Linked DNA regions of Homo sapiens: region 2 is linked to region 1. Evidence: read pairs that join two places in POLR2A ChIA-PET (ENCODE). Cell type or tissue: GM12878. All regions are shown on one strand. Links, peaks and the distances in the headings refer to the core of each region. The heading gives the core; the rest is flanking DNA. Region 1 overlaps ERC1 (ELKS/RAB6-interacting/CAST family member 1). Region 2 holds the start of LOC124902856 (a long non-coding RNA gene).

Evidence for each region. Peaks named below come from ENCODE experiments on the same cell type or tissue, not always from the same donor. Only the 100,000 strongest peaks of a DNase experiment are listed, where the experiment ranks them.
Region 2: POLR2A ChIA-PET joins it to region 1 with 11 read pairs; 2 of 35 experiments call an interaction of 5 or more read pairs at or near these places.

The regions. Positions count from the first base shown.
Region 1 is chr12:1,040,450-1,053,429 of GRCh38, forward strand. The region is part of intron 2 of ERC1 (ELKS/RAB6-interacting/CAST family member 1); the gene reads left to right. Among named protein-coding and RNA genes, the nearest start is that of ERC1, 56 kb to the left of the region's middle. In GM12878, for the core only: no CTCF peak of the experiment used is centred there; no DNase peak of the experiment used is centred there.
Region 2 is chr12:1,435,313-1,451,473 of GRCh38, forward strand. It overlaps ERC1 (ELKS/RAB6-interacting/CAST family member 1), which reads left to right. Exons shown (of 19, transcript NM_178040.4): 18 at 9,250-9,438. LOC124902856 (a long non-coding RNA gene) reads left to right here and starts at 9,891. Exons shown (of 2, transcript XR_007063156.1): 1 at 9,891-11,354; 2 at 12,980-16,161. RefSeq lists enhancers at 6,779-7,278, 10,418-10,919. In GM12878, for the core only: no CTCF peak of the experiment used is centred there; no DNase peak of the experiment used is centred there.

The DNA.
Region 1 (12,980 bases), core at 4,657-12,656:
GCACCCACCACCATGCCCGGCTAATTTTTTGTATTTTTAGTGGAGACGGGATTTCACCGTGTTAGCCGGGATGGTCTCCATCTCCTGACCTCGTGATCCGCCCACCTAGGCCTCCCAAAGTGCTGGGTTTACAGGCGTGAGCCACCGTGCCCGGCCTAAAAATACTCATTTTTCTTTCCAGATTTGGAAAGTTAGTCTTTAACGTAGATCTTTTCCTTTGATTTTTCCATATATTAACAATACTTACTGAACCCTTTCCCCCTTTATTTTGCCAGTCTTTTCTACGTAATAGGCTTTCCTTCCTAATACTGGATTGCAGTGACACTTGCTTAATTTCATATGTGGTGACTGTATAGGCCGAGAAAGTGAGATAGTTCAGCCTTAATGTACACAGTGTACCATCTCTTACCGGTGGCTGGTAGCTTATGTACTTTCAGAGAATGTGGTATGCAAAGATCTGTGTAGCTTTGAAGTCATCCTGAGATAACTGCTCTGATCTTAAATGATCCTCAGATACTTGAAGAGTCCTCTGTAGCAGTAATTCTTAAACTTGTTGGCCACAGGACCTCTGTATATTGTAAAAATTATTAAGGACCCCAAGCAGCTTTTGTTTATGTAGGTTATATCTACCAATATTTGTCATATTAGATACTAAAATAAAAAAATAATATTTATTAGTACATTTAGAAACAATAAACCTAATAAATGTTATCATAAGTAACGTTTTAAAATGAAAAACAGTTTTGCAAGTCTCTCTTTCTTTTTTTTTTTTTTTGAGACAGAGCCTTTGCACTGTTTCCTAGACTGGAGTGCAGTGGCATGATCTTGGCTCACTGCAGCCTCCGCCTCCCGGGTTCAAGTGATTCTCCTGCCTCAGCCTCCCAAGTAGGTGGGACTACAGGCATCTGCCACCATGCCTGGCTACTTTTGTATTTTTAGTAGAGACAGGGTTTTGCCATGTTGGCCAGGCTGGTCTGGAACTCCTGACCTCAGGTGATCCACCTGCCTCAGCCTCCCAAAGTGCTGGGATTACAGGCGTGAGCCACCGTACCCAGCCTAGTTTTGCATGTCTCTCTAAGGAAAGGAGGACTACAAATCTAAAGGCCTTATGTGGGTCTTCTGCCTCTTGTAAGAGGCTGCCACTAGAGTGCTCACTAGGTCACTCTTTAGCTGAGATCTCTGTTACTTGTTCAGTATTGTAATAAAATATTATGACCTGTGACATCAACATGGATTAACAAGTATCTGGCTTCTTGGTCAAGGGTTAGGAAGTTACACTGTTCTTTAGTAACAGTGAGCAATGGGAAAATGCTGTGAGTAATGGTGAGGAATGGTAACTTTGTTGATTTGTTGTTGATAGCATGTATTTCTTGACCCTTAGAGAGGTTCTTTGGGTGGGCTGTCTTAAGGAAGCCCTTATATTGTAGTTGGCTAACCAACAGGCCTGCGCCATCACACCCAGCTAATTTTTGTATTTTTAGTAGAGACGGGGTGTTGCCATGGTGGCCAGGCTGGTCTCAATCTCCAGACCTCAGATGATCCACCCGCCTTGGCCTCCCAAAGTGCTGGCATTACAGGTGTGAGCCACTGCATCTGGCCTACCAGTACTAGAGTCTGGCTCTGTTGCCCAGGCTGGAGTGTGCAGTGGTGTGATCTCCGCTCATTGCACGCTCCGCTTCCCAGGTTCACGCCATTCTCCTGCCTCAGCCTCCCGAGTAGCTGGGACTACAGGCACCTACCACCGCGCCCAGCTATTTTTTTGTATTTTTAGTAGAGACGGGGTTTCACCGTGTTAGCTAGGATGGTCTTAACCTCCAGACCTGGTGATCTGCCCGCCTCAGCTTCCCGAAGTGCTGGGATTACAGATGTGAGCCATTGCGCCCGGCCTGTTTTTTTTTTTTTTTTTTCTTTTTTTGAAATGGAGTTTAGCTCTGTTGCCCAGATGGAGTGCAGTGACACGATCTTGGCTCACTGTAACCTCCACCTCCCGGGTTCAACCGGTTCTCTTGCTTCAGCCTCCAGAGTAGCTGGGATTACAGGCACCTGCCACTATGCTCACCTAATTTTGGAATTTTTAGTAGAGACAGGGTTTCACTATGCCAGGTCTCAAACTCCTGAACCCAAGTGATCCACCCACCTTGGCCTCCCAAAGTGCTGGGATTACAGGTGTGAGCCACCGCACTCGGCCTAGTATTTTTAATTTTTTTTTTTTTAAACCCAGTTGCATTGTATTTATGTGATAAACCTACAGCATTTGTTGTATTTCAAAGAAGCATTTTTGGGAACTAAGTTTGTTTTATAGGACTTAAAATTTGAAAAATTGGGAGAATACATTCAAAAAATGTTCTTTTGATTATCTTTCATGGATTTGATAGCCTGCATAATAAGTAATTTCTTCTTTTCACATGACTCCTCTTCCTGGGCATAGGAACTTAAAGTAGGTACTACATTCTTAGGAGAGAAGCATATTGTAATGAGTGTTTCCAGTCTTTCCTGTCTTGTAATTTTAGGAGGGTCTATTTCTTATTTTTCTATGAAAACATGTTATCTATGGTACAGAGTATCTTCTTTTTCTTTCTTTTTCTTTTCTTTTCTTTTCTTTTTTTTTTTTTTAGACAGAGCCTTGCTCTCTCGCCCAGGCTGGAGTGCAGTGGCGCGATCTTGGCTGATTGCAACCTTTGCCTCCCGGGTCTAAGCGATTCTCCTACCTCAGTCTCCCAAGTAGCAGGGACTACAGACGCCTGCTACCACGCCTGGCTAATTTTTGTATTTTTTAGTAGAGACAGGGTTTCACCATATTGGTCAGGCTGGTCTCGAACTCCTGACCTTGTGATCTGCCTGCCTTGGCCTCCCAAAGTGCTGAGATTACAGGCATGAGCCACTGCGCCCGGCCTGTACAGAGTATTTTCAAGAGATGAAGCAGGTAAAAGGTTATTTACTTAAATGGTAGCAGATAAATTTTTGGATTTCTCTTGGTATTTCTGATGAAAGATACTTATTTTAAAGGGATAGTGTATTGGGTCTCAATTGTTGGAAAGTTGTGGGAACACTGGCTGTTAGAATAACTGGGGGCAGAAGGTGTTTCTAGGATTTAGGGTGGAGAGGTCTTAAAGTTACCACATTCCCCTCACTGCTTAGGACAGGTCTGCATACTGAAAAGCTTTCCCTCATACCATATGATTTTCATATGTCTTGCTAGGAATTTGATAGGTGAAAAAAATCTGCTTATAGTCATTTGAGCCAAGATCCTATAACTAAATAAATGTGTGTAAGTGCATTAGCATTGTTTGACTGAGGACGAAGTTGATAGAAGATTATACTTCGTTTTGTTTGTAACTTTACCTAGAACTTTTGCCATTTTGGAAAAGCACTTCAACAGCAACATTGCATTGTTGCTAATGCTACTGTCTCTTTAGCTTCTGTTTGCATAGTCTTTTGGTGTAGTTGTGCCCTGGCATTTACATGTTAACATACATACTATTTTATTATAAATTCTTTCTTTTCATTTTTCCTTCATACAGCATTATATAATTTTTTTTTGAAACCGTATGTGGGAGTGGGCTTATTATCTGTGCATTTCAGGATAGTGAAGGGCATATTTACAAAATGTTTGTTATAAAATGGGAGAGTATTAAGTCTGATAAGCCTGAAATTCACTGGTGTCATAGATGGAACACTGAATCAGGAGAGCTGCATTCTAGTTCTGATCCTGGCTTTGCCAGGTGTGTAGCCATGGCAGTATTTAAGCGTTTTGAATGCCAGTTTCCTCATCTTTAAAACCCATAGAGTTGGACTAGGTGATCTTTAGAGTCTTTCTTCTGAAATTACTTGATTTTGTTTTTGTCAGTTATCCTAGTGGAATTCTCTAAGAGTCTGTTCACTTTGATCATAATGCCCAAATTCAAAACTGATTCATATGACCAAGTTGAGTGCTTCTGGGAAGGAGAAATACATGACTAATGAAGTTCTTTTCAAGGTAGATGGGAGAAAATCAGTGTTTACATCTAAAGGGCAAAGAGCCTTCATGTGAATTTCATCAGTTGACAAATGGGGATCATAATACTTGTATTGTTGTTGGAATATTTAAGTGAGATTAAAGAAGATAATATTTATAAATTATGGACAAGACTACCTGACATAATAGGTATGCAGATAAAAGTTGAATTAAAATTAAGTCAAACATTTCTTAAATACAAATACATTTTATAATATATTTTGAAGTATGAAATATACCTTTCATGATCTGCTACCAGAGGCAAACAGTAGCATGGGACCTATAAAATTTTTTTAGAAAGTGGGTCACAGTGGATAATAAGTTTCATTTGGATAACTAATCACTACCAGCCCAGCCTTAATATTCCTGTAGGAGTTATCAGGAACTTTGAGTAGAGTAATTAGCTCTCAGGATTTTCAGTTACAGTCATATTCATTATTTAACATTTTTATTTCCACAATGACTCATCCATGAATTATGGAGTGCTTTCCCAAAAGGAATGTAGTATTGCTGGAAATGAATTTTTTATTGCTCTATTTTCTTTCTTTGGTAAGGGGTTCCTTGTTGGTTAGTTGGGCCCAAAACTCTCCACAAATAATTTAAAATACGTGCTTTTGTATGAAGATGACTTAACAAGGCAGTGGAGATTTCTCTTGAATGGGCAACATAGAATGCTTAAATTTTCTTATTCTGCTTATTTTAAATTATTAATTTTTGTACTGTGGTCCTGTACTGTGCTTTTTAAATTCTTACATGATAAGTGTATGTCACTAAAAGGTATACTTTGCTCACAATTTCCCTATTATTTACTCCACTGACATTAAAATTGTAGCATTACATCTGAGGTTCCCTTTGGTTTTTATGTATCATTTGCTGTTGTATCCTTTAAAAAATAGTGTAATAGATTTGTCAGTGAAAATGATGTCTTACTGTGATGCTGTTATCAAAGGCATCTCTGAGTACCTATGATAGAGAACTAGTGAAGGGGTTAATATCTATTGTAGATATAGATGCTAATATATCTAGACTCTTATAGATGCTAGTAATTATTATAGAACATTTATAGATACCATCCTAGATGCTTTCATATACATTGCTTCTAATCCTTACTAACAGTTCTGTAGGTAAGCAATGTTGTCCTCATTTATAGGTGAGGAAATTGAAAATTAAGAGAGGAATTTGTTCAGGTTTCACATCTAGCAAGTGACAGATATTGGTCCGTCTGGCTACAAAGCCAAATGTCATTGTGTTTTTGACTAAGGACAAATGAATGAAGTGTACATACTAGTTTAAAATATTTATTGAAAAATTAATATTCAGTCATTTATTAAATGTAAAAGATGGCATTAAAATTCCTCTGTGTTTTGTTGGAGGAGGAAATACAAGAATAGGTGTATCATAGGATCCAAAGGCTCCTGAGAAGGGGTTAACATTGAGAGAAGGGGTAGAGAAAAGAGATAATAGGTGATCAGTTGAGAAGATGATAAATATAATTTGATTACTTTAAATAATCAGTCAACATCAGCAGGTGTAAATGACATACATCAGTACTTTTCTTGTTTTGATTAGGCAGGAAGCAGTAGAGTAATGATTCCCAGACTTGCATTTTGCACACTAGCAAAATAAAATATAAATAACAGAAAAAAAGTGGGGGAGACTGGCATAGGATTGTCAAATAAAAACAATTAAAAAGTGATACATGACTACATAGTATTACTGTTGTTTTATAAGGGGAAGGTCAATCTAACACCAAAGGAATTGTGCATCATTCCACAATAAGAGACAGTTCTTTCAAGAAAATACAGATTTTAACTTTGTAGTGACAGTTTTATTAAGGCAACTTGGTCATGGACTGGCTTTGAGAAACATTAGTTTATAATAGGGAACACCACATTATAGCCAAATCCTTCCTACAGGAGTTGTACATCCTATAAGCAAAGAATGGCTTTTACATTTTTAAATGATTAAAAAATTAATATATTGTGATATGTGAAAATTATATGAAATTCAAAATTCAGTGTGCATAAATAAAGTTTTATTGGGACACAGCTATGTTTATTTTTGTATTATATATGGCTGCTTTCACACCAGTGGTAGATAGAGTAGTTGTGATAGAGTCTATATGACTTACTAGACCTGAAATACAGTGTCTACTCTCTGGCCTTTTACAAAGTTTTTCAATACTTTGTTTGGATAACAGAGTAAATAATAATAGCTAACACTTGTGTAGTGTTTACTAAGAAACAGGCCCTGTTTTATGTGCTCTATGTTATTAACCATCATAACAATTTTATGAGGTAGGTACTGTTTATTGAAGTGGAAACTGAGGCTGAGAGTAAGTTGCCCAAGGTCACATGGCTGTTAGGTGGCAGAGGCAGCCTTCTGCCTAGATGGTGCCACTCCACGGTACATGCTTCATCACTGCACTTGGCTAGCAGAGAAGGAAATCAGAGACTTCAGGATGTGACGCACCCTTCACATTTGCCGTAGTTGTTTTAGGAAAAGAGGAAAGTAGCCTTATTCTATAGTTGCCTGAAGTGTTATCACTGAGTAGTTGAATGAAGAATTCAGCATTAATTACTTCATGATGCATGAACATTTGGTGTATTTTTATGTGACCCAGTGGATTTTCCCCAGAGGTCTGTTGATTGAAATGTCCTACTTATTGATGTCCTACTTATTGAACTTTTGAACAAATAAATCTGTTATTTCTGAACTATTGAGTTCATTTTTGGTATAATTAGAATAATAAATTACACTATTAACTTGGTGGAGGGTAACTGTTTCTCTATCATAAATATTTATCGTGTTGTTCTTAAGGAGCATAAGGCATAAGCCCCCCGTCATTGATTTAATTTAAAAATAAAACATTTATTGACACATACAGAAATATTTTAATTAAAAATTGTTAAATGGCTTTTTTAATGTCTATATATATTCTACCCCCCACCCCCCAAAAAAAGCCATTGTATGCCAAAGCCCGAAAGAAGAATTACATTACCAGTAGTTGGATTTTTGGCTGAATCTATTCAAGGGGAAATCACTATTTTCGTTTTAGAGATGGCTTTGGGTGGAGGAGGTAAGGTTTCAAGAACTGGTTGAATGAAAGAATATTGACAAGTAAGTGAATAAACTAGAATTAGTGTGACCACTTCTGATTTCTCAAATAATGTGTTTACAAACAGTGTTCCTACATTGTAATGGCAGTATAAAATGCTGATTTAAATAAATAGAAGTTTAGTGGCTACACTTTTTCTTAGTTAAACCTCACTATATTCTGGATTTAAAAATGACAGTAACTAATGTTAGTTTTGTGCTCCTCTGAAGGTTAGAAACCTGTTATATGTGTCTAAAACGGGTTTTAATGGGTTTAAGACCACAGAGAAGATAGGACTGACACTTTAGTAAGATTCTTTTTTTCAATCTATTTAATTGTTCTATGATTTTACCTTATTCAAGGTGATGGAGGGTGAATTAGGGTGGGTAAAGGGTAGGGGGAATTGAGACAGTGGTTAAGGTTGATTTTTGACTTGTAGTTCGCTTTCATCTTTAAATTGTGGAAGTCGCCTTCCTTTGTTCATTTTGAAGTTTTGGGCAAAATGTTCTCAGGCTAGATGCAGGTAATGCAGGTAACAGCGGCCAGCACTTCCCATACTAGAGGGCGTTGACTTTCTCAAAGTGTTGACTCGTTTGTGATGTTTTTGCATTTGTTTGGTTTCTGTTTGCTGCTATGTTGTTGCTCTTCCCAGTATGGGATAGGGTTATGGTATTAGTAGAATTACAGTGTTAGTGGTTTTTCTTCCTCTTCCCATTCCATCCATAACCTTGACACTCATAATTTTGAAACCTATCGTTCATTACAAGGGTTAAAATCTAAAATGTGACTGTGCAGGTTGAGATGGCATGTTACAGCTCCTGCCACCTCTTTTTCTTGTGACAGATGGCTTCCCCTCCTGGTTGTAATCCACTGCTGATTTTTTTCAAAGAGCGAATACCATGTGTTCCCCATTTTGGCTCTGGTTGTGTTCTGCCCACTCATTGGCTTCAGAGGATCTTGAAACAGGAGGTACTTGCTGCTGGCATTTATGGCAGGAAGTGGATACAATTGCGATACTTTGTGCCAAGTGTTCATTTATTAGAAAAATTGTGCTTCCTAAAATTAAACATTATTTCTCTGTCACATCAAGAGTAAAGCTAAATTTTATTACTTTTTAGAATATGCTTTTCCCTTAATGTTGTATTATAAAAATTTTTTGGTGGCAAATTTATTACAAAATAGATTTTTAAATCTGAATTTCACATACTCAAAGATTTATAGTCTGTGCAAGACATTGAATGAGTAGCTCTAATTGCACTAGTATAATATAATTACGAAAGGGATCTGTATCACAGAGACTTCTGATCACAGAAACAGTTGGAATTGTTTGTGATGTGTGGTATTGAACTTGTGATTGCATATGCTTTGTGGTACCTATAGACAGTAGTGTTTGTCTATTTTAACTCTCTTGCTTCGGATCTCCCCTTGAGTAGATTCAGCTAAATAAGTTATAAATTTCACCATCTTAGGCCTTCTTGAAAATTATAAGTATCTGAGACAGCTTAATTTCATAAAGCTACTGTGCATATTTGGAAGTATGGTGTTTGGTTTTTTAAAAAAACCTGGCAGGCCAGAGTAAGCAAATTGTTTTTTTATGTTTTTGTCAAGAAACACCCCAAGATAAATGTAAACAAATATTTGCGCATTACCGTCATTGATACTGGAATTTGACATTTCTGTCCTCAGAAGTCACTGTTCTGTCAGAGTCTGCTGTACTTGCCTGAGTGAATAGTGCAGGATTGGCAAAAACGTTGCCTGCTCATGGCAGATCATCTCTAAATCTCTCTTGACAACATCTCTAGCTGAACCCAGATCAGTGATTCTCAACCTTGGCTGCATATTGGTATCACTGAGAAACTTAAAAAACAAACAAACCAAAACCTGATGCCTGAGTCTCACCCAAACCCTCAGATAATTTGATTTGATTGGGCTTGGGGGTGGTCTTGCTGTGGAGATTTAAAAAATCTCCCCAGGTCATTCTAATGTGAAGTCAAGGTTGGTTGAGAACCACTGGCTACTACAAATGGATAAGAGTTGGTAGTGTGAACTGAAATGTATTTGCCATCCTCAGTCTAGTGAGGGGATTTTCTAACCATGCCACAATATATAAACAATTTGCAGTTTGAATGGATAGAGGTTGGTTATCATTGGAATTTGAAAGGACAAATGACAAGTAACATCGGATGATTTACCAGTGTTTTGTGATCTTTTTTTTTTTTTTTTTTTTTTAAGATGGAGTCTCACTCTTGTTGCCCAGGCTGGAGTGCAATGGTACGATCTCAGCTCACTGCAACCTCCACCTCCCGGGTTCAAGCGATTCTCCTGTCTCAGCCTCCTGATTTACAGGCATGTGCCACCATGCCCGGCTAATTTTGTATTTTTAGTAGAGACAGGGTTTTACCATGTTGGCCAGGCTGGTCTCAAACTCCTGACCTCAGGTGATCCGCCCGCCTCGGCCTCCCAAAGTGCTGGGATTACAGGCGTGAGCCACTGCGCCCGGCCAATGACATTTTAAAAGAATTGCCTTCAGAGGGTAGCTGGAAAAGCAAATGGATGTGGGACAAGAGGTTGTTCCACAACCTCCTGGGGTGGGGATACCCGTTCTGTGATGGCATTAAGGAGAACGAGAGGGCTGAGAAGAGAGCAAAATGATCAGCCCTGGATTTTGGGACTTGGCCAAAAAAGAAAGGATGGAACAGGACGTCAGGATAAGATCTAAGACTTGAAGCAGAAACTGTACTTCTTCCTGACCCAGGAGGTGTGAGACAGGGAAGTGGTGGTAGCAAACAGGATAGAATGAGAGGTTCCCTTTTACACCCAAACTTGTTCTTTGCTTAGTGGCAGAAGGCTCAATTTTTCTTTATTAGAGCATTTTCTTTATTACAGCACTATGAGCTTTACTATATGTGAATCACCTGTGAGCACTTGTTAAAATTTCTGGATCCCTCCCAAAGTTTCTGGTTTAGGACTGCTGGGGGAAGGCTCAGGAATCTGTATTTGTGAAGGTTAACTGAACCTTTTTTGTTTGCTTACCATCTATTCAGTGTTTTCCCTATTCTTTGTTCTATTTATTTAGTAATTTAAAAAATTGACTCATTTTAAAAAACTGAATCTTATTTTAAAATGAAACTGTCACTACTACACGTGGAAAACATTTGCCAAAAAATAAAAAATGAAAGTGTAAATACATAACTATTAAGAAAAAGGTCAGGCCGAGCACTTTGGGAGGCCGAGGCGGGTTGATCACGAGGTGAAGGAATCGAGACCATCCTGGCCAACATGGTGAAACCCCATCTCTACAAAAAAATGCAAAAATTAGCTGAGCGTGGTGGCGCGTTCCTGTAGTCCCAGCTACTAGAGAGGCTGAGGCAGGAGAATCGCTTGAACCCGGGAGGCGGAAGTTGCAGTGAGCCGAGATTGTGCCACTGCACTCCAGCCTGGCAACAGAGTGAGACTCAGTCTCAAAAAAAAAAGTCATATATGTACCACTCTGAAGATTATTTTTAATATCATTTTGGGAACTACTAGCGATTCTGATACAGATAGTTTTGTCATCATACTTGGAGAAATATTGAACTAGAGACAAAAAGTTTCACTTAGATTGCATGATTTTCAGCTACTGTTGCACACTTGGAATCTGGGGCATTTTTAAAATACTTTTGGTCAGCCCCCATCCCCCGATTTAATTGGTGTGGGCTACAACCTGGACATCAGGATTTTTAAAACACTCTCCTAAGGTAATCGTAATGTATATTCTGGGTTGAGGATTTAGAGGTTAAAAAGCATATAATGCAGTTAGACTAAGAAGCATAAATTCATGAATACTAAAATACACTTATCTCGGTATAATTAGAAATAAAGAAGACTGGCTGGGCATGGTGGCTCATGCCTGTAATCCCAGTGGTTTGGGAGGCCGAGGCAGGAGGATCACTTGAGGCGAGGAGTTTGAGACCAGCAAGGGCTACATAGCAAGGCCTCGTCTCTACCCCAAAAAAAAAAAAAAAAAAAAAAAAAGGGCAGAAGAAAAATTAGACAGGTACAGTGGTAGGTGCCTGCAAATCCCAGCTACTCAGGAGGCTAAGGTGGGAGGATTGCTGGAGTCCAGGAGGTTGAGGCTGCAGTGAGTCCTGATCCTGTCACTGCACTCCAGCCTGGGTGACAGAGCGAGACCCTGTCTCTTATAACAAGAATGAAAAACACCACAGTGACCACCTGGGGGATGTGGGCAGGGGGAGAGGAAAAGAAGGTGAATTAATAAAGCACTAAGGCACCGTGTCCTTATGATCGCCTCTGCTCCTGCCTGCTTCTCTTGTTTTCTGTTCTTGATGAATAGCGTGAATTAATAAAGCACTAAGGCACCGTGTCCTTATGATCGCCTCTGCTCCTGCCTGCTTCTCTTGTTTTCTGTTCTTGATGAATAGTGTGAATTAATAAAGCACTAAGGCACCGTGTCCTTATGATCGCCTCTGCTCCTGCCTGCTTCTCTTGTTTTCTGTTCTTGATGAATAGCAAGAGCTTTTAAATTGTCAGCTAGTCCCCAAACGTAAGTGTGCATCAGAATTAACTGGAGGGTTTGTTAAAACACAGATTGCTGGGACTCATCCTCAGAATTTCTGATCGAGTAGGTCTGGGGTGGGGCACAAGATTTAATTTCCCAGGTGATGCTTCTGCTGCTGGTCAGGGAACAACACTTGAAACACTCATCTAGTTAACCAAGCTGAAAACTTTAGGACATTAGCCTGACATTTATTGTCTCTGTGTATTTTATATATATCCAGTGAACTTTAAAAATAATTACGTAAACACAAACCTGTGTTTCCATCACCTAGAATTAGTAAATGTTAATGGGTGTGTGGATAAATATTAATTATGAATAAATATTGCCTTTTTGGTGATAATAAACCGCTGTGTTTTATTTCACACTTTTGAGTACAAGGAATAAAAAAATACAACTTTTCTGGGCTTGAGATAAGTGCTCTTTAGGTTAAGCTATAACACCGAAGAGAAAATAGTGCTCCATTAACTTGTTTCATCAGTCTTTTAGGCAACCAAATGAGAAAAGCAAAGAAAAACAGTACAGTCTAGATTGTATACTCCATCTGAGAAAAAACATTAAAAAGTATTACGTATCTGAAAATGAAATTGTCGGACAGGCGCGGTGGCTCATGCCTATAGTCCCAGCATTTTGGGAGGCGGAGGAGGGCGGATCACCTGAGGTCGGGAGTTCAAGATCAGCCTGGCCAACATGGTGAAACCCCGTCTCCACTAAAAATACAAAAATTAGCCGGACATGGTGGCAGGCGCCTGCAATCCCAGCTACTCAGGAGGCTGAGGCAGGAGAATTTCTTGAACCCAGGAGGTGGAGGTTGCCGTGAGCCAAGATGGTGCCGTTGCACTCCAGTCTGGGCAACAAGAGTGAAACTATGTCTCGAAAAAAAAAAAAATTGTCAGCTGCAATCATTTTATCCTGTTTTTCTGTTTGAATAGTTTATTTGAATAGTTCATGGAATTAATAAGTTGAATTTATTTCTATATCTAGAAACTTGGGAGGGGAAGGGTAAACTGTTATGTATGGTATAAAAAATTTAAAAGTGTTGTGAAAATACTATTTTCAATTCTAAAACGCTTGTTCAATTCTAAAATGACTTGTTTCCCCTATGCTTGATATAGATCAAGAGGGAAAAAGTATTAATGGGTATTATTTATTCAGCAAACATTGAGTTTACATTCAGGACTGTCAACTTGACTATGGAACAATTCAAGTAGCTTTCGTTAGTCTTGCCTAGCTTTTCGTTATGCATTAAATATGTGCTTCATTCAGGAGGAGATCACCCCACCCCAGCCAGGTTAGTTTTGTCAGGTAGAAATAATGCTGTTTTTATATTCTCA
Region 2 (16,161 bases), core at 5,620-13,619, 400 kb after region 1:
CAGAAGGAGAGAGGGGAGTTAGGAGAAGAAAGGAAGAGAATAATAGGACATAGAAACAAACCAAAGCTGCTAGGGTCGGGGAGGCAGGTATATACCCCTGGCTTTCCTGGAATTAGCTGCTGTCCCCCTGAAAAACCAGCTTTATTTTAGTTTATAGTACTGAGAGGAAGAAGCTAGGGAGGCACCCTTTTAGTGCCTTCTGTCCTGGTACTGTTTTCATTCTTGAAGTGCTCTTTTATGATATACAGAAACATTTCCTCATCCTCTTGGTGATACAAAGTTCTTGGGCCACTATTTTCAGAGAAAACTAAGCTGTACTAAGCTGGAAATATTGGCTGAGGGCCATTTTGCTCAGATCTCTCCTCCCATCTGGACTTCGTGCCCCCGTGCATTCTTAAACACCAAATCACAACCATTTCTCACCTGCTGAAGTGAGAAACAGTTTTCTGGCTGTTTCCGATGTTAGCATTAAAGATCAGATTTCTGTATGTGACTTGCCTTTCTCCAATGGAAAGGTGCCCATTTCTGATATTTACACACAGCTACAGATATATTTATAGTTTCTCTTGGATTTCGGGTAATAGCTAACTCTTCTTCCCTGCCACCTGTACCCTCTCAGGCCATGTTCTTATTAAGCACTCTAATGAGAAGCTACGTCTACCACAGGCTCTAGACACATGATGAGACCCTCAGTGGCTATAGCCTAGCTGTGAGCACTCAGCAGTAGACTTATATCTGCATAGTCTGTTGTGTTTGGTTTGACGCTAGAGTTCAAATAATAAGGTGACTAACTGCAAACTGCCTCTGCCTGCTCCCCCAGCCCTTCCATGTACAGACAGACGGACACACACACACACACACACACACACGTGCACGCACGCCCTCTTATCCTGACCTTGAAATAGCTACCACTCACAGAAGAGTCTCCTCCAGAGACTGGCCTGTCTTTGGGAGCCTTTGTACAGATAAACTATCAAATCTCATAGTGACTAGACAGTCATACTTGGCTCTTTTTTGTAGTCCTATGGACTGAGAAGGAGCCGGTAAATGTGTTCCTCTTCAGTTCAGGTCACATCTTTGACATGTTCACATCTTTATTATGTTGTTCCTTGTTTGTTGAGATGCTATCAAGGTCAGGAGGTCCCTTTTGTTGACCCTGGGTAACTCCGCTTGCCTTTCCCCTCCACTCCCAATGCCATAGGTGAGAAAGGAGAAGATAAAATGTGATTATGAGGTTATTATACTCTTTTGCCCCCTAGGCAACAAGCGTATTGTTGTTTTTCAGATCCATCCGTCTAGCAGACATGTGATAATGCCAAAAGGTGGTGTCGTGCTTGACTGCAGCAGTTACAGCACGTGAGGCACCAGGCCTCAGAGGGTCAGAAGAGAGTGTGAGTTATCAATTTCAATGTTTATGTGTTCACACGGGCATGCAGGGAGTTAAAAGCCACCATTTTTCCCTGTGACCAACTGCCCGCCTAGCTTTTCCTTTGAAATCCAGCGTCAGTCCTTGTAGGGCTGGCCTGCTCAAAAAGTATGACTGTCTCTTCTCCCTCTTTTGCCTCATGTTTCTTCCACATGCCTAGATTTTTGCCCCTAATGTCTCATTCATAAATCTGTAGCCCTGGAACTGTACTGTACAGTAGGGAAGCCATTCAGATATATATATATATATGTACTTATACTTAACTCTTCCATTTTTCACTAAAACACAATGAGTGATTTGTGTGGGGAGCCAAGCCTCAAGCCAAGAACTGAATTCAAAGTGTTTTCTCGTCTTTGTTAACTCTTAACAGCAAGAAAGAATTTTGGAACACATTTCTGCTCCTGGAATTTCTGAGTGCAGCAGTAAGTGGCTTTCTGAGTGGCTTTCTTGACTTCTTGATTCTGGTTATCTCATCGACTTTCAGCAGCCATCCTTTCAGGGCGCATACTGTATGTACCCTTGATTGGCTGGCCTGTAATAATAGCTTCTGTGCCTCCTAGTAGCATTCTCTTCACTTTTCACCCCATTTCTATGTGCTGTCCTCATCTGTATATACATGTTCACCCACCTGGTGGTGAATGACCTGGTTTTAATGTATCTTACAAATTTCCGAGTACTAAAGCAAGTATAGAGATGCCTACAGTCTTGACATCCTTTTGTAGCACATGGAGAGACACATAGATATGCTCAGCCAGAGATGTCCTTCCCTTACTAGTAGGCAAGCCCCTAACAGTCTGTTCCCTATGCACTCCCTTAGATTTCGTTTGAGTAGCATTTTTTATAATGCATAAGGTAAAAGAGATGTTAACTGAATGAAGATTGAATAGGCAGAATGCAGTTAGCAGCTCTGTAGTTGAGATTTCAAGATTTATTTTATTCTGAACGCTGTTCCATATCTCCTTACAGCTTTGAGGACATAATGTTTTCTCTTCATACCTGAATCCAGAAATAAAGGATGTTTTGTTTTGTTTTGTTTGCTAGAGTGGTAATGCATCCTTAAAGAAAAATTGGCAACAGATTTGTGAGCTGTAAAACTAAGAAGAAATGATCATTTGTTATTTTCAAAAATGATTCTCATGTTTCTTTGCATTTCAAAACCTATAGTCTTTTGTGGTTTTCATAGGCACATTTACACTTTGACAGACCATAAAACCCTTTCAATCTGAAACCTTTGGAGAGAGTTTCTACTTTTAGAACCAGATATTTCTATTAGTAGTGAGATTTCTGATTAACGTTTATTCATCTCAGTGACTAGTGGTCCCTGGACCTGAACTCCTAGTGGTAACTGAATTATATGATTTTGTGAACTCCATTCTTTCACAAAATAGCTGTGTTTAAATAAGAACATAACACATTGCTCCAAACCTTTGTGACAAGGCTTGACACACTATCCTTCATTTTCCTGACCCTGAAGTACATTATTGACTAAGAAGATATCTTAGTTATTGAGGGTAAAGACTTTGAGGCAGAATTAATGAATTTTATTTTCTCGCATCTTTTACTTTTCAGAGTTTAGCTCTCCGCTGGGGCCTCTGGATAAGAATGCCATTCTAAGATGATAATATTTATGGAAAGTTAATCTGTTATTCTGGGATTTTCTTAATGTAGTCTATGTTGAGAGACAGCAGTACAATGACAGTCCAATAAGAAATCAAAACTACCACTAACATTTATGCAGTTAATATATGGACAGTTGAACCTGCCTCTGAAGACTTCAGCAGGTAAAAAGAACAAAAAGATTTTGTAGCCACTTCAGGGCTCTGAGCTAGCCACAGAAGAATCGTAGTAGATATAAAAATAATTTGCCAGGAAGACAATAAGTCATCAATAAATGTTAGCTTTAAAAAAATGGCATCTTTCGGGCTGGGTGCAGTGGCTCAGGCCTGTTATCCTAGCACTTTGGGAAGCTGAGACAGGAGGATCACATGAGCCCAGGAGTTAAAGACCAGCCTAGGCAATATTGTGAGACCCTTTCTCTACAATAAATTTAAAAAATTAGCCGGGTATGGTGGTGCATGCCTATAGTCCCAGCTACTTTGGGGGCTAAGGTAGGAGAATCGCTGAGCCCAGGTGGCTGAGGCTTCAGTGAGCTGTGATTGCATCACTGCACTCCAGTCTGGGTGACAAAGCGAGACCTTGTCTCAATTTAAAAAAAAATATATATATATATATAAAAAATGACATCTTTCAACGGACAAAAGATTAGTACCCCATGAGAAAATACCTTAAGCCCCAAATAATATTCAGTACCTGTTCATCTAGGCTTTATGAGGAGGCTGTGTTATGCCTCTCGGAATGGTTCTTAGAGTAACTATCTGGCACAGAGGCAGTAGAGTGGGAAGAGAAGAGCCTACTGGACAGACGCTTCACTCTGCACATTTCTTCCAGGTATTGAAGTCACATGGCCCAAGAAAGTGTGTTTGGATCTCATAGATGAGTGAGTTGCAGAAGTGGAATGCTGTAGAATCTTCTGTTACTATTTGTATTGAATGATACAGGAACAACTTACCTGTCTTCCTAAAGACCATCAGTTATCCAACCTCACTGAAGTGGAAACTAGGTTAAAACAAACACCTTTGGAAGATTACTGGTCTTGTCACTATGCCATGAAATGCTGGCCTCTGAAGCCTGTTTGAGAATCTAATACATAAACAAATAAATTCTTACAAGAAGAAACAAAGCTCTTAGTACTTAACCAAAAATGTCTCATCCCTTTTTATAATTTAAATTTCCTCAACAATTTTGTAAATGTAGCATTGGGGCCATAATGACGTTTTGGCATCATATTTGGTACAAGCAAATATCATGACGAGTTCATTTTTTAACTTCTTTTTTCCTAGTGCAGAAAAGTATATTTAAGTACAGTTCATTATAGCTGTACAACCAATTTGGCCTGACCACATATCTGATGATTTTTAGTAGGACCCCTTGCCAATGTATTGAGGTCGCATGTGGAAAAAAGTTATAACTTACGGGTCCTGTAAGGCATTCTCTTTCTACTTGGCAAATGTCCCTCTTCCCTCTTGAGATTAGGCAGTGGCAGTTCTACCTTGTGGGAAACACAGTTTCTTTTCTAAGTGGACTGCTCAAATTAGATAGGGAGAAAAGGGAAGAGATAAGGGCATTTCCCACATGATTGACATGGTTCATGTGTTCCGAGAGGCTTAAGTAGTTTTTTTACAGATAGATTTGGGGACTATACTAGTTGGGCAGTTTCATATGCTTTCACAATGATACATATTTTGGGAGTATTTGTGGTATTTTGATACCTCTATACAATGTAAATGATCAAATCAGAGTAATCCATCACTTCAAACATTTATCTTTTCTTTGTAAAATGAGTTTTTATCCCGGATAAACAATTTAGAATTTCATTCTTTTTTAAGTTTTCTTTCTTTCTCTTTTTTTTTTTTTTTTTTTCCTTGAGACAGAGTCTTGCTCTGTCGCCCAGGCTGGAGTGCAGTGGTGCCATCTCGGCTCACTGCAAGCTCCGCCTCCTGGGTTCACGCCATTCTCCTGCCTCAGCCTCCCGAGTAGCTGGGACTACAGACGCCCGCCACCACGCCCGGCTAATTTTTTTTGTATTTTTAGTAGAGACGGGGTTTCACCGTGTTAGCCAGGATGGTCTCGATCTCCTGACCTCGTGATCTGCCCTCCTTGGCCTCCCAAAGTGCTGCGATTACAGGTGTGAGCCACCGCGCCCGGCCTTTTTTTTTTTTTTTTAATAGAGACAGAGTCTTGCTATGTTGCTCAGGCTGGTCTCAAACTCCTGGCCTTAAGCAATCCCCCTGCCTCAGCCTTTTGTGTGTGTGTGTGTGTGTGTGTGTGTGTGTGTGTGTGTGTGTGTGTGTGTGTGTGTGTGTGTGTGTGATGGAGTCTCACTCTGTCGCCCAGGCTGGAGTGCAGTGGTGTGATCTCAGCTCACTGCAACCTCCACCTCCCAGGTTCAAGCAATTCTTAATGCCTCAGCCTACTGAGTAGCTGAGACTACAGGTGCGCACCACACCCAGCTACTTTTCATATTTTTAGTAGAGACAAGGTTTCACTGTGTTGGCCAGACTGCTCTCGAACTCCTGTCCCCAAGTGATCCACCCACCTTGCCCTCCCAAAGTGCTGGAATTACAGGCATGAGCCACCACACCTGACCTCAGCCTTATTTTTTAAGTTTTCGATTGGACTCTGAAATTTTTCAGAATACCAGATGCCATCATGTTTATTTAATCAATTAGCCATCAGCATAAAATGCATTTAAATCTGTTTGAAAATTTTTTTTTTTTTTGAGACAGATCTTGCTGCAATGCCCAGCCTGGAGTGCAATGGTGCGATCTCGGCTCACTGCAACCTCCCCTTTTCAGGTTCAAGCAATTCTCCTGCCCCAGCCTCCCAAGTAGCTGGGATTACAGGCATGCGCCACCATGCCTGGCTGATTTTTGTATTTTTTTAGTAGAGATGGGGTTTCACCGTATTGGCCAGGCTGGTCTCGAACTCCTGACCTTAAGTGATCTACCCGCCTCAGCCTCCCAAAGTGCTGGGATTACAGGCATGAGCCACCGTGCCCGGCTGAAATTGATTGTTTATTAAGAATAAGGATCTAAAAAGTCAGCATCCGCAGTCATAGTGGTTGTAGGAGTGAGCTAATAATATCTTTTTAAATTCTGTTTTACTATAAGGAATTTGACCTTCTCAATATGACCATTTATCACATTGCCCCCTTTCTTCGTGGTCATACTTTTTTCTGCCAGTTTTGTCAGTCAAAAGTAATTACCTAAGATAAGCAGCTCTTTCAGCCTTTGCAGCCCAGATGTGGCATTTGTGATGGCAGCTCTATACCCACAAACATGCGCGTGTGCACCAAAAGAATGGGAATAAATTGCACAAATCCAGTGAAAATCCCAAAGGTGATTTTTTTAAATCAATGTATTCATGAAAGAAGATAGAGAAAACCAAGCTTTTAAAAAATGAGGAATGAAATAGGGATATGTTACTTGGCATCATGGGGGTGTAGTAACAGAACCGTGATGAGACGGTTTCGTCATTGGCGCACAGAGTGTGCTTGCATTTAAAGTAATTTTACCTTTGAAGACTGCACCTGGAATCCTTTGTAAATTTTCCACAATGAGTATACTTTTTGTTGTTGTTGTTGTTTTGAGACAGAGTCTCACTCTGTCGCCCTGGCTGGAGTGCAGTGGTGTGATCTCTGCTCACTGCAGCCTCCGCTTCCCGGGTTCAAGCGATTCTCCGGCCTCAGCCTCCCACATAGCTGGGATTACAGGCGCACGCCACCATGCCCGACTAATTTTTGTATTTTTAGTAGAGACAGGGTTTCACCATGTTGGCCAGGCTGCTCTCAAAATCCTGACCTCACGTCATCTGCCCACCTTGGCCTCCCAAAGTGCTGAGTTTACAGGCATGATCCACCATGCCCGACCACAAGTATACATGTATGCCCAGAAATAAAATACAATATTTTTGAAAAGTTGGTATTGTTTGCAAAAAACTATCCAGCTCCCCCACTCTAAATTCTCTACTTGATTGAAACACTGTCTTCCTTCTGTGACTGGCTGTGTTGACATGCCTGTCATAGGTAGGAAATTCCAGCCCAGAACTGGTACCGTAAACCTGCTGATTAGGAGTCTCTTACAGAGCCCAGCAGCCTTCCACAGCAGAACTTTGGTGTTTATCGTTTATCCTTAGAGAGAGAGAGAGAATTTTAAAAACAAAAGTAATGCTAAATTGATTAATTTTCTCTGGTTTGTCTAGCCAGGCTCCAGCTTCTGTGTAATATACTGTATAGGCCTAAACTGAACTCTGATCTTTTTAGCAAGCTGAAGATTGTTTTAGCCACTAAGCCCTTGCTCTTTATTCTCTTTTAATTATTTCCTGGAAATAGTATTAGAAACAAAGGAAATGTGCTATATGTATTATGCAGCCATGAAAAACATAGTTTCGGTCATATATAATGTAGTGAACAGTACTGACAATATAATGTTAAATAGATAATGTATCAAGCAAAATGTGAGGTGTGATACTGTTAGAAGCTGATTTATATAAATTTATTAAAAGACTTGGCAGGAAAATTTCCAAAATGTTACAAATGATTACTTCTTTTTTATTTTTTTTTATTTTTTTGAGACAGTCTCGCTCTATCGCTCAGGCTGGAGTGCAGTGGTGTGATCTCGGCTCACTGCAAGCTCCACCTCCCGGGTTCACACCATTCTCCTGCCTCTGCCTCCCGAGTAGCTGGGACTACAGGCACCCGCCCAGTTAATTTTTTGTATTTTTAGTGGAAACGGGGTTTCACCATGTTAGCCAGGATGGTCTCGATCTCCTGATCTCATGATCTGCCCTCCTCAGCCTCCCAAAGTGCTGGTATTACAGGCGTGAGCCACCACACCCGGCCAAATAATTACTTCTTGATGGAAGTGTATGCAAAAGTCTTATTTCCTTTATATTTTTCTTTTTTCCCCCAATTTTTTGGAGTAAAATATATATTGTTTTCATAATAAAAACATAAAACTTTATTTCTTAAAAAAACTCTTGTTGAAAAAGAAATAAAGGAACGTGGCAGGAGCAGTCCTCTGAGGGGGTCCAAGGAGGAATCAGTGTTACTGTGGAAAGTAATACCAGGCCTTGCTTCTGTTGACTTGAAGATTATTGAGCTCCCAATTCATTAGTTAGGCCAGAGGTGTCCTGTTCATGAAAATTGCCAGGCCGGTGACATGCAACAGGTGCAGACCTGCTGTGTGAGCCCTGGGAACACACTGAGATCTGCCAGCGTTTTGGCGGTGCTTCGCAGTGCTCACAGCTGCTGTGTGTCAAGCAGGGGCTGCTCTAATGCTTCAGTGTTCTGTGATGGTGAGGTCTGGCCCCACTCTCTTCCTCAGCACTCCAGGCTTTGACCAGCTACCAAATACCTGGCCAGACTATTGTCACGAGAGCTGCCAAATGAAATCCTGGGGCAGGAGTCATCAGTCATTTAGTGTGCTTCCAGAAGGAATCAAAGGAGTAGCTGTTCAAGCAGGGGAAAGGAATGAGAAAAGAAAAAACGTAGAGCAAGTCTGTTACTTAAGAAAAACACAGAACCAATGTTACAACTAAGAATTTCAGAGTCCTTGGCTGTGAGTCAGGTGTTTGGTGTTATATAGGGATTTATCAGTCACTGGTTCAGAAGAATATCGGATAACCTCTGTGAAATAAATGAGAAGAGCATAAGCCAGGATGAGACAGAATTCGTAATGAGTTCCCTCATCACATCTCTTGGCCAAGAAAAACATGCACTTTCTCCAGAGGCAGAATTTTTCTTCCATTCTAGGAGGTGGAGGAACACTTGGAGTATATGTAGTCCAGGCTTTCAGATGAGCAGTTTCACTAGCAGTTTTTTGTAATCTACTCATAAATAAGTGAAAAGAGAAACTGTGAGGTAACTGGAGTCTTTCTGTATCAGGAATAGCATCTCTGTAAAAACAAGTTAGTCCTGTGCTTAATTCCTGCCTCGATACAGAGCTGTCCGTCTGGTGTGAATATATGAAGCCAGCGTTCTCTTCCTGTCTCCCAGAAGGGCGGCTGCGTGTGACAGCGTAAATGTGTGACAGTATGTGAAAATGTTTCTGTAATCCTGAAGATTTCAGTAGTGATTAGAAGAGCTTTAGTCTTTGGTCAATTTTCTTTGACTTGGAAAGCATAAAGAATATTTGAACCTCTCATTTCAGACTGACCTTGACTTTCCTCATTTTATTTTATTTTATTTTATTTTTTTGCCTTAGATCATCCAGCCCCTCTTAGAACTTGACCAAAATAGAAGTAAATTAAAGTTGTACATTGGACACCTGACAACCCTCTGCCATGACCGAGACCCCCTGATCCTCCGTGGACTCACTCCACCAGCTTCCTATAACTTGGACGATGACCAGGCGGCTTGGGAGAATGAGCTGCAGAAGATGACCCGGGGGCAGGTGAGCCTCTCACTCAAACTTTGAAAAGAGCCTGTGAAAATCCAGTTGCTGTGTAGGTTGATGCAGTGGGGGCTACCTTGGGGAATCCAGTTGCCGTGTAGTTGATGCAGTGGGGGCTACCTTGGGGAATCCCGTTGCTGTGTAGGTTCATGCAGTGGGAGCTACCTTGGGGAATTCCATGTTTAGATTCAAGATTTGGGGGGTGGGGAGGGGTTTCCAGATATAATTTTTAAACTGATTTTTAATTGATTTTTTACTGTTTTATTTTTTTAATTCACCAATTAAAAATGTATGTTTCTCATGTACAACATGTAATTTTGAAATATGTATACATTGTGGAATGGCTAAATAGAGCTAACATATACATTCCCTCACATACTTTCCATTTTTGTGTGTGTGTGGTGAAAACACTTTAAAATCTACTCTCAGCAATACATTATTATTAAGTATAGTCAGCATGTTGTACAGTAGATTTTTTTTTTTTTTTTTTTTTTTTTGAGATGAAGTCTTGCTCTGTTGCCCAGGCTGGAGTGCAATGGTATGATCTCAGCTCACTGCAACTTCCACCTCCCAGGTTCAAGCCATTCTCCTGCCTCAGCCTTCCGGGTAGCTGGGACTACAGGCGCGTGCCAACATGCCCGGCTAGTTTTTTGTGTTTTCAGTAGAGATGGGGTTTCACCAAGCTGGCGAGGCTGGTCTCGAACTCCTGACCTCAAGTGATCCTCCCACCTTGGCCTCCCAAGGTGCTGGGATTACAGGCGTGATTCACCGCGCCCGGCCAGTTGTACGCTAGATCTCCTGAAGGTAATCCTCCTGTCTAGTTGATATTTTGTAACTTTCAGCAACATCTTTCCAGCCCCTGGTAACCACCATTTTCCTCTTCGATTCAAGTTTCTTGGCAATGAATAGTCTTGAACAGATATTTGGAATTACCTTTTGAAGGAAGTACGATTCTTGGCTCAGTGTAACTTACTCAAGTATCCGAAAGGGCTGATTTATAAGGGAGAAGGCTAAGGACGATCTGTTAACATTGCCATCGGTTATTCCATGAAGCGGTAGCCACTGAAGGAAAGTCTGAGTAGTTTAGGTTAATCCCATGTCTTAGACCATTCAGGTAGCTAAAACAAAGTAACACAGACAGGGTGGCTTATAAGCAGCAGACATTTATTGCTTTCTGTTCTGGAGGCTGGAAGTCCCAGATCAGGGCCCCAGCATGGTTGGTTTCTGGTTCCTTGTGTCCTGTCGCATGCTGCTGACCTCATGACCTAATCACCTCCCAAAGGCCCACCTCCTAATACCATCACGTTGGGGGTTGGGATTTCACCATATGAATTGAGGGGAGGAGGGTAAACATTCCATCTATAGTACTCCCTAGACGACATTTTCTGTTTACTGTCACTTGTAAAAATCCAGTGATTCTCTTTTTTACATGTTGTGATTTTTAATGCAGTAAAAGACAGGGTAAGGCTAGCCTGGAGACAAAAAATCAGGAATAAAAGAAACAGAAGACAGGATGAGAACAGGCATACAGTACAGACATGGAAAGTGAAGGAAAGAAAAAGTGAATAAACATTGAGACATAGAAACAGAAAAAGAGAAAAATAGGTCAGTTTTTGAAATATTAACTTAAAGCTCCTTTTGCTCCTAGTTTACTGATAGAAGTCAGTGATATTCCTTACCCCCTATAGATTCAATCATACCAACAGAAGGCTAAAGAAAGGCACAGGTGGTGTAAACTTACTAAAACTCTTCATCAGAACTTTGAAGCTACTTACTATTTCTAGCTAAATACTTTCTATTTCTTAAATATTGTTTGTTTACTCGTGTGTGAAGGTAAATTGTATTTAATACAGAACTTCCTGTGGTGTGATATTAAAGATGACAGTGAAAACCCGCAAGTCAAGAAATGCAAACTGGTGAGCCTTAGAGCTGTACTTACTTTCCCGTGATGTGGATGTTGCCTAATAATACACGGACATATTTCACAGCCTAACTAGTTACCCATCATTTATTTGATGTGTGAAGACAAGGCCAACTTCTCAAATTTAGCGTGTTGACATAGGAATTTTAATCTCTTTCTTTCTTGAAAGAGGAAAAAAATGTAACGAACAGTATTAAATTCAGCGAGGTGCTGTGGCTCACACCTGTAGTCCCAGCTACTCAGGAGGCTGAGGCAGGAGGATTGCTTGAGCCCAGGAGTTCAAGGTTACAGTAAGCTATGATTGTGCCACTGTGCTCCAGCCTGGGTGGTGACAAAGTGAGACCCTGTCTCTAAAACGAAAAAAAAAAAAAGGACAGTATTAAATTCAATTCCTAATAGCTCTTTTTGATATTGATAACCATATACTAAAAATGTAATGGAAATAAATACATACACAACTACAGTGCAACCAAAAGCCCATTGGAAACAAGGCACATGGCTATTCATTTTAGAGACTTTTGCTTCAGAATTTTGCAGAAAAACGATGCTTCTTAAAAGCAGTGCTACTGGGCACAGTGGCTCCCACCTGTAATCCCGGCATTTTGGGAGGCTGAGGTGGGAGAATCCCTTGAGCCCAGGAGTTCAAAACCAGCCTGGGCAACATAGAGAGACCTCGTCTTTAAAAATAATTAAAATTATCCAGACATGGTGTCACACGCCTGTAGTCCCAGCTGCTCAGGTAGTTAAGGTGGGAGGATGGCTTGATCCCGGGCAGTCGTGGCTACAATGAGCTGAGATCGTGCCACTGTACTCCAGCCTGGGTGGCAGAGTGAGACCCCGTCTCAAAAACAAACAAACAGCAACAACAACAACAAAAAAAAAAAAACCCAGTGCTTATTAATGTATTAAAGTTTAACTGGCATTAAATTATTCCTTTGTAAAACAGTTTGTCTTTGTTTTGTTTTTGTTTTTGTTTTTGTTTTTGTTTTTGTTTTGGAGACAGAGTCTCGCTCTGTCACCCAGGCTGGAGTGCAGTGGCACGATCTCAGCTCACTGCAAGCTCCACCTCTCAGGTTCAAGCAATTCTCGTGCCTCAGCCTCCCGAACAGTTGGAACTACAGGCGCGCGCCACCGTGCCCAGCTGATTTTTTGTATTTTAGTAGAGATGGGGTTTCACCATGTTGCCCAGTCTGGTCTCGAACTCCTGAGCTCAGGCAGACGGCCTGCCTTGGCCTCCCAAAGTGCTAGGATTACAGGAATGAGTGACCATGCCTGCCCAGCTTGTCTTTGAAATGGAAAAGATATTTTTGCTCAGTCCTGTATTTTCAATATGCCTAGATGGACTTAACTCAGTCTTACCAAGGGGAAAAAAAAATCTTCAGAGTGATACCAAGATAGAAAATTTCAAACTGATTTTTCAGCAAGTTTTGAGTGAATGAAACCTGATTAATAGACTTCCCATTGCAGATTGTGTTACAGTCAAGCTACTGCACTCATCCAAACAATTGTGCTCACACACATGACTTCCGTTAATATTGTCATGTTTCCCTTTAATTGAGAATGTACTTCAGTTACTGAAGTTACTGTTTGAGGTGTGTGAAATTGTATTCTCCCCAACAGTCCCTGCGAAACGAGAGACCTGGGTCATCTACAGAGGAATACAGTAACTAACAACCCCTACTATAAGCTTCTTCATAGCTTCTAAAGGTTGGTGGAGAAACCAACCCATTTCGTGCTTCCTTACCCCAAGTAAGAATTTAAGGAAGTAATGTAGGCTGTCTAACAATACAAAATGACTTGCCTATGAAAGTATTGTGATCAGAGTTTGACTTCAGCTTTAACGGCCAAGAAACAGAAGATGTGAGTCACTGCCAAATATGCATATTGGTTTATTTTGTGTGCGTGTTTTGTTTATAGTTTTGTAGTTTTGTTTTTGTGATGCAGAGCCTTCTGCTCCTGACATTTGCATTTTTCACCTCATATCTCCAATGCATTTCACTGCCACCATGCTGCCACCAACACCACCGCCATGAGGACAGGACAAGAACTTTGTCTTTTTCAATGCTAGGGCAGTGCAGAAGGGAAATGCAGGGTCAGAGCCCCTACACAGTCCCCACTGGGGCACTGCCTAGTGGAGCTCTGAGAAGAAGGCCACCATCCTCCAGACCCCAGAACAGTAGATCCACCGCTGGTTTGCACCTTGCGCCGGGAAAAGCTGTAGGCACTCAGTTGTCAGCCCATGAAAGCAGCTGGAAGGGGCCTGTGCCCTGCAGAGCCACAGGGGCAGAGCTGCCCACGGCCCTGAGAGCCCACCTCTTGCATCAGCGTGACCTGGATGTGAGACGTGGAGTTAAAGGAGATCATTCTGGAACTTTAAGGTTTAATGACTGCCCTATTGGATTTCAGACTTGCCTGGGGCCTGTAGTCTCTTCGTTTTGGCCAATTTCTCCCATTTGGAGTAGGTGTATTTACCCAATGCCTGTACCCTCATTGTATCTAGGAAGTAACTAACTTGCTTTTGATTTTACAGGCTTATAGGCAGAAGGGACTTGCCTCGCCTTATATGAGACTTTGGACTTGGACTTTTGGGTTAATGCTGGGGGCCTGTTGGGAAGGCATGATTGTGTTTTGAAATGTGAGGACATGAGATTTGGGAGGGGCCGGGGCAGAATGGTATGGTTTGGCTGTGTCCCCACCCAAATCTCATCTTAAATTGTAGTTCCCATCATCCCCACGTGTCATGGGAGGCACCCAGTGGGAGGTAATAGAATCATGGAGGTTGTTACCCACCATGCTGTTCTCATGATAGTGGGTGGCTTCTCATGAGATTTGATGGCTTTATAAGGGTCCTTTCCGCCTTTGCCTGGCACTTCTGTCTCCTGCCACCATGATTGTAAGTTTCCTGAGGCCTCCCCAGCCATGCAGAAGTGTGAGTCAATTAAACCTCTTTAATAATTACCCAGTCTCGGGTATTTCTTCATAGCAGCGTGAGAATGGGCTGACACACTATGTCTTTCTATTTAAGGTGGGTTTCTTGTAGAGAACATATATCAAATCAGTAATTGTCTTCTGATTGAAGTGTTTAGAATATTTGCACCTGATATAATTATTGACACAGTAAAGTTAAACCTATCATCTTTATATTTATTTGTTTCATCTATTTTTTTCCTCTGTTTTTGTTTTCTTTTAAAGTAATTTTTTTTTGTTATTTTATTTTATTTCCACTAGTGGCTTAAAGCTCAACTCCCCACCCCTTTTAAGTGATTACTCTGTGGTTTACAGTGTACAGTTTTACCTTATCATAGTCAAATTTTGAAAATATAGTATACCACTTCAGGTATAGTATTGGAATCTGCCAATAGTATACTTCTATTTCCTTTGTCTCAAACTTTATGCTATCATTGGCATACATTTTATTCCTCCATATATTATAAAAGCCATAGTACATTGTTACTGTTTTTGCTTTAAATCAGTTATCTTTTTTTATTGTTTATTGTGCTAAAACATACACAACATAAATTTTACCATCTTAAAAATTTTTACGTGCACAGTTCAGTGTTATATTCATAACGTAAACTATCACCACCATCTATCTCTGTAGCTCTTTTCATCTTGCAGAACTGAAACGCCATACCTGTTAAACAGTAACTCCCCATTCTCCCTTGCCCCATATTCCATCTGCCTTCTGATTTTACTCCTGTAAGGGTTTCGTATAAATGGAATCAGGCAGTATTTGTCGTTTTGTGACTGACGTATTTCATGTAGCAAGGTTCGTCTGTGTTGCACCTTGTTTAAGGAAATGCTGTGTCAGAATTTCGTTCCTTTTTAAGGCTACTGTTTTATATACCACATTTTCCTTATTCATTCCTCCATTGATGAACACTCGGGTTGCTTCCACATTTTAGCTCTCATGAATAGTGCTACCGTGAACACGGGTGTATAAATACCTTTTCGAGACTGTGCTTTCCGTTCTTTTGGTATAAAATCAAAAGAAGAGAAATTGCTGGACTATGAGTTAACCCTATTTTCAATTTTTTGAGGAACCACCGTACTGTTTTCCACAGCGGCTGTACCAACTGACATTCCCACCAGCGGTACACAAGCGTTCCAGTTTCTCCATATCCCGGCCAACACTTGTTATTTTGTAGTCTTTCGTGTGTTTTTTAAATAGTAGCCACCCTAATGGGTGTAAGGTGGCATCACATAGTTTTGATTTGCATTTCCCTAATGATTCATGATGTTGAGCATCTCTTCATGTGCTTATTGGCCATTTCTGTTTTTTCTTTGGAGAAATATCTATTCAAGTTCTCAGCCTATTTTTAAATCAGGTTTTCTGTTGTTGTTGTTACTGAGTTTTAGAAGTTCTCTACATAGTTAGATAGTTATCCCTAATCAGATATACGATTTGCAAATATTTTCTCCCGTTCTGTGGTTATCTTCTCACTGTTACTGTGGTAATAGTGTCTTTCGATGCACACATTTTTTTATTTTCAGGAAGTCCCATTTGTCTATTTTAATCATTTATATTTTATAGAGATTAAGATTATAAAATAATATTTTTCTCATATGTTTACCATTTTCAAAAATCTTTGTTTTTTATCTGTGTATGTCTGAATTTCCATCTGTCATCATATTCCTTCTCTCTAAAGAACTTACTGAGGCTGAGAGCAGTGGCTCATGCCTGTAATCCCAGCACTTTTGGAGGCCAAAGCAGGAGGATTGCTTGAGGCCAGGAGTTCAAGACTAGCCTGGACAACGGTGAAGCCCTTATCTCTACAAAAATTTAAATTTAAATTTAAAAA